Linked DNA regions of Homo sapiens: region 1 is linked to region 2. Evidence: chromatin loops called from intact Hi-C (ENCODE). Cell type or tissue: gastrocnemius medialis. All regions are shown on one strand. Links, peaks and the distances in the headings refer to the core of each region. The heading gives the core; the rest is flanking DNA.

Region 1 (2,896 bases), core at 306-2,805, 160 kb before region 2:
GGGCTGGGGCCAGAGGCACAAGGAGAAACAGAGGCCTCTGGGGTAGGAGGAGGCTGTGGGCAGGGCCAGGGCAGAGGAAGGAAAGGAGAGGGGCGGCCCAGCATAGGGCCCGGGACCCACAGGTGTGTCCGGAGCTGGCCCCAGACACAAAGCGCCAAGAATTGGCGGGGACATCTCAGCCGGCGGGGACACACCCCGGAGTCCGAGGTCCCCGTCACCAGGGTGCAGCTGCCCAGGTAGGGGGCTCGGCCGCCATGGGCCGCATCCTTCCCCTGGGGGCCGCGGGGCCCATAGTCACGGGCACCCCCTCCCTGGCCTCCCGCACAGGACTGGGCGGCTGCAGGCGAGAACTGGGCACCCAGCCCCGTTCCCGCCCCGTCCCGGCCCCGTACCTGGCTATCACCGTCGCGGGCACGACCCCCGGCCCAGGAGGGCTCCGAGTCCCGGAGGGGCAGCCCCGGGCCCGGCCTGGAGGCTGCTAGGCGTCCGGAGACACCGGGTCCTGTCCCCATGGCGGCCGGAGGAAGCCGCGGTCTGCGCCGCCCGCCGGACAAAGCGCGGAGCCCCGCTTCCTGCCATTGTGCGGCCGCGCCCGCCCCCGCCGAGCGCGGGGACCCCGGGGAGGGCCGGGCCCGGAACAGCCCCCAGCCCCCCAGGAAGGCGGACACCTCCCTCCCGCCCGGGCCCTCGCCACCCAGCCCCGGGGATCCCCGCCTCCCCGCCCGGGAACCCCTACACCCCCGCCTCCGCCTGCCCGGGCGACCCCCCGCCTCCCCGCCTCTGCCCAGACCCGGGGACTCCACACCCCTACCTCTGCCCGGCCGGGGGACCCCCACAGCCCCGCCTCCGCCCAGTCCCCGGGACCCCCACCTTCCCACCTCTGCCTGGCCCGGGGTACCCCCACCTCTGCGCCTCTGCGCGGCCCCGGGCCCCTCTCTTCTCTGACTCCCTCCTCAACACCAATGCCGGGCTCAGAGGGCTCCTCAGAACTTGCTCTTTCTCCTGGGGAGCTCCTTGAATGCTGGAGGCAGGGGGCGCTGGTGACACCCCCCCCCACCTTGGAGACTGTGGAGCCCCTCCCCTGGGTGACTCGATCCCCGCCCAGCCCTGGGGGTGCCCACTCTGCTGTGGTCCCCACCTCACCCTCAGCGCCAACACGCACGGTCCCTCCCAGCCAGAAGGGTACCTTCCCTCCTCCCTTCCTCCTGGAGACCCCCACCCCCGCCTCGGAGCCTCAGCCCAGGGGACCCCTTCTTACTCCCAGCAAGGGAGCTCTTAGAATACAGGCACCAGAAGGGGGAGGCCAGGATGGGGCACACTCCCCTCAGGGTCCTTGGTCCGGCTCTCCATCTAGCCCCAGGGACACCCCTCTCTGCTCCAACACCAGCTTTGAGCCCCAGTCACACACCCACCCCAACCTCACAACCAGCTCTCATCTCAGCCCCTCCCATCAACCTGGAGACCCCTGCCCGAGAGCCTGAGCCCCAGGGACACCCCCTCACACCGACTGCTCACTGCCCAGGTACGGCAGAGGCCGAGAGCCAAAGGCCGGTGGCCTCTGGAAAGGGCCGTGGGCAGAAGGCGGGCTGCTCTGAGAGGCTATCCTTGGCAGCCCCCAGGAGCTGGGTGAGGTGGAGGCATCAGGAAACCCTGGCGACCCACATGGCACAGCAGCCCAGGTCCCTGCAGTTCTAGGCCAGGTCCCCACCGCCAGGGGGCACTCAGCAAAGCCTGAGAGGACGCAAACGCCCAGACTCTGGTGCTGGAGTCACCACTACACGGCTGTCAAAGCGCTTTTACACTGATTCCCAGGAAGGCAGGGCAGGCACCATTAGCCCCATTCACGGCGTGGGGGATAAAGTGACATAAAGAGACAAAAGTCTACAGGCAAGACTGAAACTCAGACTGTGGCTCTGGGATTCTGGGATGGCCTCCTTGGGACACTCCTCAGAACCCATGGGGGTGAGGTGGCCATGCTGTCTGTCATCAGCCCACCCACCCCTAATTGCTCCTCCTCCACCTGGTTCCATGGGGAAAGAGGGTGGGAAGGGGGCCAGGGTCCGTGAGATGGCTTTGGGAGGGCAGCAGCGTTTTATTAGAGGCTGGGAGACTTCCAGGGCTGTCTCCACTCCCAAAGCCCAGGTCACCCACTGTCTACACCACAGGCAGAGTTGTGTTTTTGTTTTTTGTTTGTTTGTTTTTGAGACGGAATCTTGCTCTGTCACTCACGTTGGAGTGCAGTGGCATGATCCCAGCTCACTACGACCTCCACCTCCCAGGTTCAAGTGATTCTTCTGCCTCAGCCTCCCCAGTAGCTGGGATTACAGGCGCCCGCCACTACACCCAGCTACTTTTTGTATTTTAGTAGAGATGGGGTTTCGCCATGTTGACCAGGCTGGTCACTAACTCCTGATCTCAAGTGATCCACCCCCACCTTGGCCTCCCAAAGTGCTGAGATTACAGGCATGAGCCACCACACCCGGCCAACAGGCAGAGTTTTGAAAACTAAAACTTCCCATCTTGCTTATAGTGAAATCCCACCATGGCCGGGCTCCCGCCTCCCTCCCAGCTGGTCCGCACAGGGTCCACCTGCCGGTCTTCCTTCTCTCCCTACAGCTCGCCAAGCTCAGGGCCTTCTCCTCTGTATTTTCTGTCTGGAATTCCACGCACCCTATCTTGAAACAGCTGACACCGGGCCCCAACTTAAATGTTACCTCTAAGACGTCCTTTTCCCTCATCTTAAAATAAACCACCCTTACCCTCCCACTCTCAATTCCTTTAAGTTAAATTATTTCCTTCTTAGTGTTTATTACTACCTGTAATTCATTTCTTTGTTCACTTTTTTATCATCATTCTTCCCTACCAGACTGTCCTCTCCAGAAGCCAGCGCCTTGGC
Region 2 (2,896 bases), core at 212-2,711:
CGAGGGCATGATTCTGCTATGGGGCTTCATCTGCCCGCCCCCAATTCCGTGGGTGGCTCCCACCAGACATTAAGATGTTGTTCTGCTTTAAGATGATCCAACAAAGCTGCCCCAGGCGCCTGAAGGCAACTGCATTTCATACTCGAAGGTTCCACCAGGTCACTCGAGTGTGAGCACCGAGAGCCTGCCCCTCAGGGCCCTGTATGGGCTTAGACTTAGTGGTGATCAGGACGCAGGATTTAAGGGGAGCACTGAGTGCTTGGGAGGAGGGGTCCTCCCAGAGCTCTGTCTGCAGGAGATGATGGCTGCTCGGCTCACCTGCAGGGCCACAGTGAAGTGGCTGGTTTTAGTGTCTCGGACGATGCTAGTGTTCATGGCTGACTGGATACCCCATCGCCACTGCAGGTAGCCCACGGTGTTCTTGTCTAGGTTCCGAGCTAGGACAGTGGTCAGGCCGGGTCGGATTCCACGGGATGAAAACTGCAGAGCACAGTTTGTTGTCACAAAGCTGGAGAGACACAGAGACAGAATAGGTCCTGGATAGCACCTGCTCTCAGCTGTTCTGTTACTTCCTCTCTGCCTGGCTAAGACCTCACTTACTGTCACGTCTATGCATCCCTGGGCCAGCTCCCAGTAAAAAAAAAAGCAGGAGGTCAGGCCTCTATCCACACAGAGGGGGAGGGTCCTAGCCAGAATCTTCCTAGTAACCTCCCGACTCCCCTCAGCCGCCCTAACTTTAGCTACAACCAAATAGGCACCTGACTGTCTGCATTCCTATGCCAGCAGATGCAACCCCACTCAAGTTAGAATGGATGGGGGCCGAGGAGTGCAAGTCAGAATCACCAACGGAGGGTCTCATATTAAGCAGTCCAAGACAGTGGTGCTCATACTGCACGCTGGAATCACCTGGCTCATCCACAAATCACGGCTGGTGGCTTCTTCGCCGGCATGCTGATTCCTTCAGTGTGGGCTTGGAGTGCTAAGTGTCCCAATGATTCCAATGTGCAGTAGAGTTTGAGAATCACTTACCTAGAGGACACCCCAGACCTATGGAACCAGAATTTCTGGGTGGAGGCATCAGTATATTTTTGGAGCTGCTGTGTGATTTCTGATGTACTAGTGACCACAGCTGGGTACTAGTGACAGAAACTACAGGCAAAGCGAGCACAGGAAACCGGTTCCCGAAAAGAGCCTCTGCAGTTTCTTTCCAAGGGAGTCCAGCCCCATCTTCTGGTTGAAAAGAGGTATTTCATTTTACTAACAGAAATTCACACTTCATTCAAGGTGCTGAAGGGTAAACTAACAGCTGGTTTCTTTAATAAAGAGCTCCACATCAATTGCCTAAGTTTCTTTCTCTCCTTTCTAAGCTCTGGAGGTGATGTTTATGCCATTAAAATAACAGTAGGCAGGCTCATTGGCTCACACCTGTAACCCCAGCACTTTGGGAGGCTGAGGAGGCAAATTGCTTCACCCCAGGAGTTCAAGGACAGCCTGGACAACATGACAAAACCCCCATCTCTACAAAAAAGACACAAAATTAGCCAGGTGTAGCGGCACGCCCTGTAGTCTCAGCGACTGAGGAGGAAGGAGCACTTGAGCCTGGACAGGTCTTTTTTTTTTTTTTTTTTTTTTGACGGAGTTTCGCTCGTCCAGGCTGGAGTGCAGTAGCGTGATCTTCTCAGCTCACTGCAACCTCCGCCTCCTGGATTCAAGTGATTCTCCTGCCTCAGCTTCCTGGGTAGCTGGGACTACAGGCGCCCACCACCATGTCCGGTTAATATTTTGTATTTTTAGTAGAGATGGGGTTTCACCATGTTGGCCAGACTGGTCTCGAATTCCTGCCCCCAGGTGATCCACCTGCCTCAGCCTCCCAAAGTGCTGGGATTATAGGCACGAGCCACTGTGCCCAGCCAACAGGTCGATATTTTTGATTTAAGATGGCTTATTCGGCCGTAACTCCATCGTAAATCAAGGAACATCTGCAACTTGATCCAAGGATTAGAGGACCGTGGTTAGCAGACATCCATAACTAACCTGGCCACTATATATTAAGAAACTGGGCTAGTAGGCCGGGCGCGGTGGCTCACGCCTGTAATCCCAGCACTTTGGGAAGCCGAGGTGGGTGGATCACAAGGTCAAGTGATTGAGACCATCCTGGCCAACATGGTGAAACCCCGTCTCTAGTAAAAATACAAAAATTAGCTAGGCGTGGTGGCATGTGCCTGTAGTTCCAGTTACTTGGGAGGCTGAGGCAGAATAGCTTGAACCTGGGAGGTGGAGGTTGCAGTGAGCCAAGACTGCGCCACTGCACTCCAGCCTGGTGACAGAGCAAGACTCCGTCTCAAACACAAAACAAAACAAACAAAAAAAAGAAGCTGGCATCCTTGGTCACACATCACCCCCTTGTTTATAAATCAGTTGTCCTTCCGTTTAAATCTGCTCAAGTCTAATAAGCTCTGAGTAGTAAAACTAAATTCAATTTCCAAACCTGTAAATGCTGATGATCAGTCCACCCCAAACTCTTGGTGACCACTCAATGAATAGACACTGAGGCTCAACCAGAACAAAACGGCCAAAAGATTTTGCTTAATGAAGTGTCTCCCAAGCTTGTGTGACCTTAAGAATCACCTGGGGCGCTTGAAACACCTAGATTCCCAGTCCCCTCCCTCATAAGACCCAAAGCAGCTTTTTTTCTTTTTTTTGAGACAGAGTCTCGGCTCTGTCGCCCAGGCTGGAGTGCAGTGGCACGATCTTGGCTCACTGCAACCTCTGCCTCCCGGGTTCAGGCAATTCTCCTGCCTCAGCCTCCCAAGTAGCTGGAATTACAGGTGCCCACCACCACGCCTGGCTAATTTTTGTATTTTTAGTAGAGACAGGGTTTCACCATGTTGGCCAG

The links. Hi-C counts contacts between places; a loop is a spot of excess contacts. Peaks named below come from ENCODE experiments on the same cell type or tissue, not always from the same donor. Only the 100,000 strongest peaks of a DNase experiment are listed, where the experiment ranks them.
Region 1: it touches region 2 in a loop (13-fold over the local background); 84 of 110 quality-filtered maps call a loop at or near these places.

Annotation. Positions count from the first base shown.
Region 1 is chr1:6,484,932-6,487,827 of GRCh38, forward strand. The region is part of intron 1 of PLEKHG5 (pleckstrin homology and RhoGEF domain containing G5); the gene reads right to left. Among named protein-coding and RNA genes, the nearest start is that of PLEKHG5, 5.3 kb to the right of the region's middle. In gastrocnemius medialis, for the core only: CTCF peaks have their summits at 1,719 (motif pointing right) and 1,921; a DNase peak (open chromatin) is centred at 1,739; H3K4me3 peaks cover 260 bases; H3K27ac peaks cover 1,023 bases; H3K27me3 peaks cover 532 bases.
Region 2 is chr1:6,645,471-6,648,366 of GRCh38, forward strand. It overlaps DNAJC11 (DnaJ heat shock protein family (Hsp40) member C11), which reads right to left. Exons shown (of 16, transcript NM_018198.4): 8 at 319-508. Among named protein-coding and RNA genes, the nearest start is that of THAP3, 22 kb to the left of the region's middle. RefSeq lists an enhancer at 643-1,142. In gastrocnemius medialis, for the core only: CTCF peaks have their summits at 1,215 (motif pointing left) and 1,414; no DNase peak of the experiment used is centred there.